Regions from separate parts of the Homo sapiens genome. Here region 1 is linked to region 2. The links are chromatin loops, found by intact Hi-C in ENCODE. Cell type or tissue: Calu3. All regions are shown on one strand. Links, peaks and the distances in the headings refer to the core of each region. The heading gives the core; the rest is flanking DNA. Region 1 overlaps MYLK (myosin light chain kinase). Region 2 overlaps MYLK (myosin light chain kinase).

Evidence for each region. Peaks named below come from ENCODE experiments on the same cell type or tissue, not always from the same donor. Only the 100,000 strongest peaks of a DNase experiment are listed, where the experiment ranks them.
Region 1: it touches region 2 in a loop (2.3-fold over the local background); 4 of 110 quality-filtered maps call a loop at or near these places.

The regions. Positions count from the first base shown.
Region 1 is chr3:123,815,861-123,821,240 of GRCh38, reverse strand. The region is part of intron 3 of MYLK (myosin light chain kinase); the gene reads left to right. Among named protein-coding and RNA genes, the nearest start is that of MYLK, 66 kb to the left of the region's middle. In Calu3, for the core only: no CTCF peak of the experiment used is centred there; a DNase peak (open chromatin) is centred at 2,230.
Region 2 is chr3:123,752,751-123,758,130 of GRCh38, reverse strand. The region is part of intron 4 of MYLK (myosin light chain kinase); the gene reads left to right. Among named protein-coding and RNA genes, the nearest start is that of MYLK-AS2, 66 kb to the right of the region's middle. In Calu3, for the core only: no CTCF peak of the experiment used is centred there; DNase peaks (open chromatin) are centred at 670 and 2,880.

The sequences.
Region 1 (5,380 bases), core at 155-5,154, 63 kb before region 2:
AATAAAACCCAAAATATAAAAAAAGATGAATAATAGCAAAGCATGATAGTTCAAGAGTTTTGTTGGCTTTTTAATTTTTTATTTATTTTTAAAAGAATCATTAGTTATAATTTCATACCAGTTGCTGAGACTTAGATATACCAATTTTGTAGTGGGGAGGGAGGGTAATTATAGAAAGCAAGAGAGAAAACTTTGAAAATCACTGTTAGCTCAGCCGGGCGTGGTGGCTCACGCCTGTAATCCCAGCACTTTGGGAGACCGAGGTGGGTGGATCACTTGAGGTCGGGAGTTCGACACCAGCCTGGTTAACATGGTGAAATCCTGTCCCTACTAAATATACAAAAAAAAGAATAGCCAGGTGTGGTGGTGCACACTCGTAATCCCAGCTACTTGGGGAACTGAGACAGGAGAATTGCCTGAACCTGGGAGGCAGAGGTTGCAGTGAGCCGAGATTGCACTACTGCATTCCAGCCTGGGCAACAGAGTCAGACTTCGTCAGAAAGAAAAGAATAAAAGAGAGAGAGAGGAAAGAAGGAAGGAAGGAAGGAAGGAGGGAAGGAAGGAAGGAAGGAAGGAGGGAAGGAAGGAAGGAAGGAGGGAAGGAAGGAAGGAAGGAAGGAAGGAAGGAAATCAATCACTGGTAGCTTAGCTGAATAGTCCATGGGTATCTGCAAGCTAGACTTTATCATGCACACAAATCCTCGATCTAAAAATGAGTGGCAGTGGAAGTAGTGGTAGGAGGCAGGAGTGAAGATCATGTCCCATTAATTTAGGGTATCTGAAAAAGACGTGGAGCCATGACTGCTTCTGTATCTACCAGCTTTCCACTTAGCTGCCTGAGGTGAGTAGAAATTATATTAGGCATTTCCATAACCTTATCCTTAACTGTGTTCCCTCCTTTTCTTAGTGCCTGAGGTGAGTCTGGCAGTATCTGTACTTCCCTGCTCCCATTCATACAACCATGTTCTTAGATCCTGGCTTGATGTGGGTTAGTCAGCTGTTCTAGGCCAGATTTCTCAGATTTCTGTTCTTACCTGTTCTGCCCAACTACAACAGCTGGTGTCCTGCTGGCCTTTGCCTGAGTCACACCCTCAGGTCATGCATCCCCACCTTTTACAGGCAGGGTTGTTAGCATGAGAGCCCTGCTCTGTGCTCTCAGTGAAGGATGAAGGGAGAGGAGAAGAGCACCCTAGGATGCTGGTAGAACTTTCAGTTCTCTTGCCAACAAATTGAATGAAGTTAGAAGCTCTCCGTAAGTTTTATTCAGTACAGACCTGGTGTCTGATGCTACAGTTAAGAGACTAGATTTAGAAGGAGGGTGGTGCACCTGTTTTGGTGGGAGGAATGAATGGGATGTAAGGAGAGATGATGGTCTGTGCATCTCAGACAAAGGAACTTAAAAAGAGGAGTCTTCAAAAGAATGCCCCCTGCAAAAAAAAAAAAAAAAAAAAAAGGAGGCTTAGAAATATCTCAAATGAACAGAAATTTGAATTACAATCCAGAAGATGAAAATCAACAGGAATAATAAGAAAATAAGGAAACATTCTTTACTTAAAAATTTTAAAAAGTCAGCTAAACGTTGCTAGGATGTGAAGGGGTAGATGACATTTTAAGATAAAGACTATGGGAAAGGAGTTTATTTTGCCACTATCTTTTCTATAGGCTTTTGCTAATAGCTGTGAAGGGTCTTAGATTTCATATACTTTCAAGTTAAGGAGTTAACCTGCCACAGTTTCATACCTGCTGGCAGAAGATGAGACTCATGGGGTAGAGATAAGGGACTTTATGATTCACAACAGTAACAGTAATCAGAACATCATCATTTTCCTGTACTGGTTCTTTGAGCTCCAACCCCCACAGGTTGACACCAAGAGAGCCAGGTGATACCTGCACACACAGTGGAGAGAATTCCTGAGCCTAGGGAACTTGAGAGCTCTGTAATGAACAGTAAGTGTGCCTGCACTTTGCTCCATCCTGAGGGAAACTCTCTCTTTGAAGGCTGTTTGCTATGCAAATCTTCTTGAAAAGATAGTCGGGAACAAAGGCAGTCAGTGCCTCTGCTTGCAAGATGTGCAAAACTGTGAGAGACATGAAGAATGGTCTCCCAACTGTTGCATCAATAAAAAGGAAAGGAAGCTAATGTTTATTTCATCCTTGTCATGCACCAAGCACTGACCAGGAGACTTCTCATTTCTTGCCTCATCAAAGTTTCAAAGCAGCCTTGCCCAGGGTGGTACTGTTGTTGTTTTATCGGTAAGGAAGCTGGTGAGTCAGGGAACTGGAATATCTAGGTGGAGGACTTGTGTATGTATTATGTACTTCTTATAATGTAAGCATTGTGCTAAGAAGTAGCTAAAACTTAATTAGATGCTTATCAGGTGCCAAGCACAGTTCTAAGAGCTCTCCATGAATTGTTGATTTAATTCACCACAACTAAGATTATCAGGTGCTGCTGAGGAAACTAAGGCACAGTGGGTGACAGAACTGAGATTCAAATCTGCACATTTAACCACTGTGTGGTTGCGAGTTGTGGGTTTTTGTTTTTGTTTTTGAGAGAGGGTCTGGCTCTGTCGCTCAGGCTGGAGTGCAGAGGTGCCATCTCTGCTCACTACAACCTCTGCCTTCTGGACTCAAGCAATCCTCCTGCCTCAGCCCCTTGAGTGGCTGAGACCACAGGCATGCACCACCATTCCCAGTTAATTTTTGTGTTTTTTTGTAGAGTTGTGGTTTGCCGTGTTGTCCAGGCTTGTCTCGACCTCCTGGGCTCAAGTGGTCGACTTGCCTTGGCCTCCCAAAGTGCTGGGATTACAGGTTCCCTGTGGTTGTGTTCTTTCTTCATTCCTCAGAGTCATAGCAAGAGGGTCATAGTCAAACTAATGTGTGCCCAGAGGAAGTGGATGTATTTGAAAACTGCCAAGTAGAAATAGTTGAAGTGGGACTGATTGTGTTTAATCTGCAGAATGATAAAGGATAAGTGATGCCTGTCTTCAAACATTTGTAGGCATGTCTTATAGAAGAGGAGAGTTCACTCTGTGTGACTGCAGGAGGCAGAATTGGGTCCATTTACGGGGAGGCATATCATGGCTCAGCAAAAATCATTTCTTGAATAATACAGTGCCCCCTGACATCATAAGGGAATGGACTACCTGTGAGAGTGGTAACTCAGTGGTTACCTTTCAAAGATGTGCTGTCTGGGCTCTGTCAAGGTCCCCACAATAAACCCCTCTGCTATAGGAGCTGGGCAATGGAAGAGGATGGCCCTAATGAGGTTCTCTAGACCTTTCCTAAGAGAGCTGACCCTGCTAACAGTGACCTGAACTCCTTCCCCTGCCATGCCCCCTGTCCCTTCTTGGAGCCTCAGGCCTCAGGTCTGTTGGACATGCACAGAGATGGTTTCTGCATGTGTGAGGAGGGTGCCTTACCTCTTGAGAATCCAGGACCACCCTAAGGATCTGGAGGAGTTAGTTCTGCAGCTCCTCGCACTCTCAGGCCTGCCCTATTTTTGGTTCCTTACCCGCTATCAGCCTGTAATCACCAGCCTCATGGCTCAGCTATACCCTGGCAAATCTCGTTGCACACATGAGGCCCACTGTTGCCCAGTTTGGGACAGAATAAGATTCTGTGGTTCTGTGATTCACTCTTTCCTTGTCAAGTAGCCCAAGCTTTAAAAAGCAAGTGGGAACAGGTGGTTGGGCCAGTGCTGCTCTGTGATGACCTTGCTACGGCCCCCTGACAACTCCCCTGGTGTAGCTGTAGGCCTGGGCTGAGCAGATCTGATCCAGATGCAGGCCCAGAGGGGAACCCTGGGCAGGTAGGGAAAGGAATTTGGGGAGATGGTAAGAAACAGGAGTGGTGGCAACTGGCTTCACAGTATATGTTCCACTCTGCTAGAAATGGCCTCTGCTAGGGGCTAAAGACTCCCCAGAAGTAGTCTTGTCTTAATTACTCTGTGGACATCTTTAAAAGAATCTCATTTTCATCAAAGGGTTTTAAAGAGTGATGCTTAGCCCAGTGTAAAGGGCATAGTCAAGATCTGATCCTGAAATAATATCTCTGCTATCCTAGATGTCAGGAGAAACTAAAAATATCCTCATAACCCTGAGGAATTCTTGGTTTATTGCACCCATCTCTTTTCCCTCTGAACATCCTTCCAGAAAGTGAGAGAGTGAGGAAGTGAGCCAAGAAGCTTTAATTACCCAATCTGCTGACATTATTTTATCTGCGCCACTGATATTAAATCTGCACAGCATTCCACTTAAATCTCAGTGCTAACAGCAGCCTCTACAAACTTGGGCCTTTGTCCTTCTGCTGGCTGTGGCCCATGCTCTGTTTCCCACCCTACTGCACCCTCCTTCAGACTTCTTAAATTCCGAAGCTTTCTGTGGCACCGGAAATGATCTGTCTGTGGAATGTCCATACTTCAGGAAAGTCCCCGATCTGTGTGTGTTTATTCCCAAATTCTGCTCCCCCCAACTCAGCCTGGCTGTTTGTGGTTGAGTTCTGGCACGTGCCCATCATTACAGAAACCTGGATTTGGCAGGGGCATTGTGCCATATTTCTATTATTGGCATATTTGGAGAAGGAGGAGAAAGTCTGTCTAGTTTTTTTTCCCTCTCTTTTATGTACAAATGAAAATTTCTGTCTTATGTTATTAACTTTTCTGGCCAACCAGTGAAATACATCTTCAATTTCAGGTTGGTTCCCTGGAGTGTGGAAGTTTTCTCTTGGTTTAATGTTGACTCTGTCGCCTAATAGCTGGTTCATTTAGCACCCAATTGGTGCTATGGTTATAGCTGCAACAGGCCACATTTAAGGAGGGCTTCCAGGGAACCAGCACTGTGTTGAGGACTTCAGTCCTCATGACCTCTGAGACAAGTGTTGTTACCATCTTCCCCCCATTATAGGGAGGACATGAGCTGAAAGAGGTCCAAGAACTTTGCTGAAGGTCTTGCAGCAGAGCTGGGGCTGGAAGCCAGGCAGTGTGGTGCCAGAGCTGGCTGACTTCAGCGCCTACTTCATGCTTCCATGCATGCATACATATGCCATACATACATATGGGAGACCCATAGGATGTATGCCATCAATGCATACTGATGTGCACACCAGTGCTCCCACCATCCTCCCAGGAAGTGTTGATATCATTATAAAACTCTGTCCTCAGCAAGTGTGTATTAAGAACTTACTGTGTGCAGATCCAAAGATGTACAAACCCAGGTCCTGCTCATAGGCATTGCAGCTGGGGAGACAAGGCCTTGATCTGCAGAATCTGAGCTGGGCTGAGCAGGGGAAGCTTCATCTGTTTTGTTCACTGCTATGTCTCCAGGGACTATTATAGCACCTGGCAGGTAGTAAGCTCTCAAAAACGTGATGAATGAACAAA
Region 2 (5,380 bases), core at 187-5,186:
CCATGAGGTAAGTTTTATAGACATTTTCTGTGGTCTGATTTGTTTGGGGTGTTAATGTTTTCCTTCTTTTTTTTTTTTGTGCAACCACGTCCATTTATTATCTGAGTGAGCTTATACTTGGAGATGGGGCAGAAGAAGATTGATTCTTCTTCAGCTAATCCCTCAGCACCATTGGTTTTATTTCCTACTATTTTTCAGTTTTTAATCACCAGTCCTCTTCTAGTCTTTTATCATAGGAGAAACAACACTTGTAACAGGGTAAGAAGTTCACAGTAATGTGTTACAGGCAGGCAGGCAACAATCATGAATACATAGACAGTGTTGCAGAATGAGGCTTTGTCAGCTTAGGGGAGATGTCCATCTAGAAGAATTCCTTAATGTCCCCTCCTCCAGGCCCAGCCTTTCCCAGCATCCCTTCAGTTACTTAACAATCAAGTAAATACTCAGTGGCAACCCCTCGGGTCTGTTGTTCCCAGCCCTAAAGATTCTTCAGCTCACTGCTCATATCTTCTTGGTGCATCTTCCCAATCCCCAGTGTCCTGCTGGGCAGTCTGTTTTCTCCCTGGCCTCAGCTCAATCCTGCTTTCTCTCCTTCCTGGTCTTCCTCCATCCCTGATGTGGGCAGAGCCTCAGTTCCTTCTTCCTGCTCATGTGACCTATCTGCGGTTGGGCCACCGCAGCTGTGCCCTGCAGCTGTGTGGGTTTGTAGTGTGTGCATTGCGCCAGGCCCTGCCAGACAAAAAAGACATGCGGCAGATCTGCAGAATCAGCACAATCACCCCCTTTCTGCTACTCACCAAGCTTGGAGAAGATGGATATGTTGCTTTGAGTCTTGGAGGACCTATAGGGACAAAGAATTTGCCCCTGCTCTGAGCACAGGCTATGGTAGCCCGTCCTAAGCAACTGAGGATAAGTTGAAAGCCCTTGATATATGTTAGAGAAAAACCAAAATGTTTAGTGCTCTAACAGATGTTTTGCTTTTAGTCATTAAGTAAATCTCAAGGCAGCACCAGGTTCTGGAAACTGCCTCTCAAGTGAGACAGGCAGGTAGAATGCAGTGGCCAAGCGACTGCCTGCCTGCAGCTCAGCTTTCTCCTCAACCTTCAGCAAGCACAGAATGAGCCCTCATTCCTTTTAAAGGCCTTTTGAGGCCATAAAGGTTTTTGAGGACATTTTATGAAGCTGGAGCACAGTTTTACTATTTAAAATTATTATAGGGGTTATGGTGACTATATCTTTATTTTTATGACAAGTTGTTGGTTATACCCTTGATTTATTTGATACCGGGCTTTTGTTCAAGAATACAACCTCCAATTAAATGTGGTTACTGTGTCAAGAATGCGATTCTCTCCTTAGAGTGACCCTCTTTGGTGCCATTTCCAAAACTCATTGTGGTGAAAACTCAGGGCTGTCTATTCATGTTTGTGAGCATTTCTTCTGTGGTTACTTGGTTTTCTCATATGGAGGATTAGAGGGTACTAAGGCTGTGGGTTGGACCCAGAGGAGAATGCAGGGGAAAGGAAAGAATCTTCCCTAAGAAGCTAAGTGGGTCACCATTTAAAACCATAATACTTCAGAGATGGGAGGAACCTTAGATACCAAAAGCAATTTCCTCCTTAATACAAGGAAGGAATTACAACCCAAGAAAGCTAGGACACCAAGCCAGGCCCAGAGTGTGCAGGCCTTGGCTTGCATACTAGCCTCTCTGTACCACACTGACTCTCCTAGGGGTGTCTTAGGTACACACCTGGCAGGCACCAATCCTGTCCTATTACGAAAACAAGGGAATAGCCCAAGACTTGCTTATGGTGTGATTATAACCTTGGTGAACCATTTGACACTTTCCAAAAGTGGGGAGCAGATATTGCTTTAACCTATAAGGGATTTAGGGTCTCTTGGAGATAGACGCTTATGAATACTTTTGGTTCTACAGAACTTACCTCACCAAAAACATGAATTTACGATGAGGCATGGAGACAACCACTCAACCTGGAAACCAAAATTATGGTCTCCAATCTGCCATTTAAGCTGCCATGTGAGATCATGGCAAACCATCTACTTCTCCAGGCCTCTTTTCTAGGCTACATGGGCCCAGTAAAACGACTGGCTTTGTGAGCTGTTGTGGACATTGTTGGTGCCCTACCCGTATACCTTCATTAGGCCCATTCCCAGCTGCTGTGAGTGTTGGTGAGGACTTGCAGGAAGGGGTCTCTGAAGCCCTATCTGAGGTTCTGCTTCTGGGTATCCAAACCAAAGACATCTCCGTCATAGCTGCAAGAGTCAAGTAAGAGTCTATACATGGCAGCCCTCTGAAAACTACAGGACCAAAGAGTTTTTACTGGCTCTTGATGAAGATCCTGACTGTAAAAATCCCAGCTATGACTTCTTGGTGGAAGGCCAGTGATGACAGCAGATAAGGCAACCTGGGAGGGCAGGGCTGTTGTCATGCATCCCAAGGATGTGAACCCAGGCTTATTCCTTCACCACCCAGAGGTCCAGGGTAGTGGCAGACAGTAAAAACGGATTGATTTTCCATATTGGGAGGGCAAGTATTAAAGTTTCAAATCATTCAGACCTTGGAACTGAACAAGGTCACAAAAATTCCTGCCTTTGCTTCAGGTCCAATGTGCTATAAAAGTATCATAGTGAACTGCAACTTTCTTAAGTGATGCCAGTTTCAGCATATTTTCAAATCCCTAAATATTTATTTTAAGAGGGCATTTCAGAGGTAAGCTTGGGGTATGTGTAGAAAGTGAGAGGAAAAGAGAAAGAGACAGAAGGATTGTGTCCCTGAGGTCTGGAACGTTTGCAATGTCCCCAGTTAATCATTGATGCCCCAGAGCCCAGTGAGCCACCAGAGCTGGCCCTGCTGCAGGGGGCCAGTATGCTTGCTAATGGAATGCCAGGACGCCTTTGGCGCAGTTAATGATTTACCTCCTCCTAGTTGCAGTGCTTGGCACTCCCATTCTCTGAAGCTGATAGAAGCCTGGGTAGACCAGCCCTGCCTAATGGAGTGCAGGAGAAGACAATGATGGTTTGCAGATTCACTGTATGAGCAGAGTCCTGAGGGGCCACCTTCTGTAGGAAAGGGTTTCACACGAGAAGAATACTTTAACAGTGTAATTGTTGTCTGATGTTCCCATGCATGAACGTTTCTGCCTTTAGGGCCACAAGATGACATGATTTTATATGGGCGCATGACATCTGTCACCTTTAAACATGCATAACATTTATTTGCATGGCTCTTTTATTTCCGCTACTAGATTTAAATTCCTTGAGGCCCTCAACAAATTAATGAATGTGCTATATACATTCATTATACAGCACACTAATATAAAAGAAATGCATTTTTTAAGTAAAATTCTTTTTTCTGTTTTGCAAAGGCCAGGTGTACTATTGCAGAACTCTCAGAAACTAATAGTTAACTAAAAAGAAAGGAGGAGACTCACAATCCTAACCACCCAGAGACAACAGCTGTTAACACACCATTTTATATTACAGTGGCTGTGAGACCCTGTGCATCCCAATGGATGCGGTCTCCTTCAACACTGTCAGCCTAAGTTCTGGAACACTTGTTTTGGTGAGGCTACAATGGCTTCAGGCATTGTTCACATGGCTTTTGGGGAATCCACTCCAGAGTCTCAGCATTTCCTCCAAAGTACTCAATCTCTGTCATGAGTATAGTTTAGATTTTGATAGGAAAGGGATATATTTTTGTTTCCAGACATTGTAAATAAGATGGACCATATTGATTTGGAGTTTTATTGTTGTTTCTTTTTCACTGAAGCTTGACCACAAATTAGTGGGGACAGAAAGGCAGTCTTGTGAGATTCACAAACTGGCACTGAGGGGTGACTATATGGAATAATCAAAGAGGGATTGTTCACTTTGGGAGTTTTCCCTGTTATTCAAGGCTTCCTTCCTTAGGAAGAAATCTGCATCCTGGTTACAGAGACTCTGGTCTAAGGGTGGGCTAGGGGCTGAGCACCTGGGAAGAAAACTGAGCACAGTCCAAAGACAACGACCGGCGCTTTTTAGCATAGCTCTTTCCTCGCTTAGTATGCTTAGGGAAGAGACTGTATTTGGATGCCCAGGCCTGTGTGCACATGCGCCAATATAGCATCACTCTGTGACCTTGCAGGGGGTGTGAGTAGGATTATTGCTACAGATCAGTGAAGCCTTTCTTTGTAAATGCAATTTGGGGGTCATTCAGTGAATTTTGATTTTGCTTCATCCGTATCCATTCTCTCTTTCCTTGAAGTGAATACATGGATAAAACTATTGCTACCACTGTTTTGTAATGCAAACAACTTTGTTCTCAGGAAGCTCCTATGATGCCTTCTACTTTCCAGTGCTAAAATCCCCAATTCTGGGTCCTTGGCTGTGCATTAGTGAGCCATTCTGAACCCTAATCCTCCAAAGATGAGTTAATTCTGAAGAGCCTACTGAGTTTCAAGTGTTTGAAGGCCCTTGGGGGACTTCCTTTCTTTAAAACTCAAAGTGAATTCTTTTCTTTGAATTTATCTCTGCATTTTCCCCTCTTTTGAGAGATGTCTTCTCTCTGACTGGGTTGCTATGAAACTCAGATGATTGCACCACTGTACTCCAGCCTGGGCAACAGAGCAAGACTCCATCTCAAAAAAAAAAAAAAAAAGGAAACTCAGATGAGCCAAGTACTTAGAGAAGTGCTGAACCCTTAGCACTCAGCAAATGTCAGCTGCTAACTACAGTTAGAGAAAGGCAAGTGGTCTAGAGCAGCACTACCCCATAGGACTGTCACAAGGCCTGGATGTAATTGTAACTTTTCTAGTAGCCACATTAAAAAGTAGAAACAACTGAAATTAATCTGAATACATTTAATTCAACATATCAAAAATACTACTTTTCAACATCTAATCCATATTTTTAATTATTGAGATATTTTGCCCTTTTTTGTATTGTCTTCGAAACCCAGTGTGTAATGCACACTTACAGTGCAACTCAGTCTCACTGGCCACATTTTGAGTGCTCCATCGCTACCTGTGGCCAGTGGCTACCGTGCTGGGCAGTGCAGGTCCTGAACCTTGCTACTCAAGGTGAGTTCCAGGGACCAGCAGCATCAGTAGCATCTGTGAGCTTGTCCCAACTGCAGAATCTCAGGCCCCAGCCCGGACCTGTAGAAGCAGGATATGCATTTTAACAGGATCACCAAGTGATTTATTAGCATGTTGGAGTGAGAAGCACTGGTCTAGAATCCCCGTACTCAGTCCTGGCCCCCTGGGATTCTAATCTAATTGGTCTAAGGTGGGACCTGGGCACTAGTGTTTTTTTAAAGCTCCCCTGGATGATTCTAAAATGCAGCCGGGCTTGAGAGTCATTTGCATAGTGGATTCTGGACCCA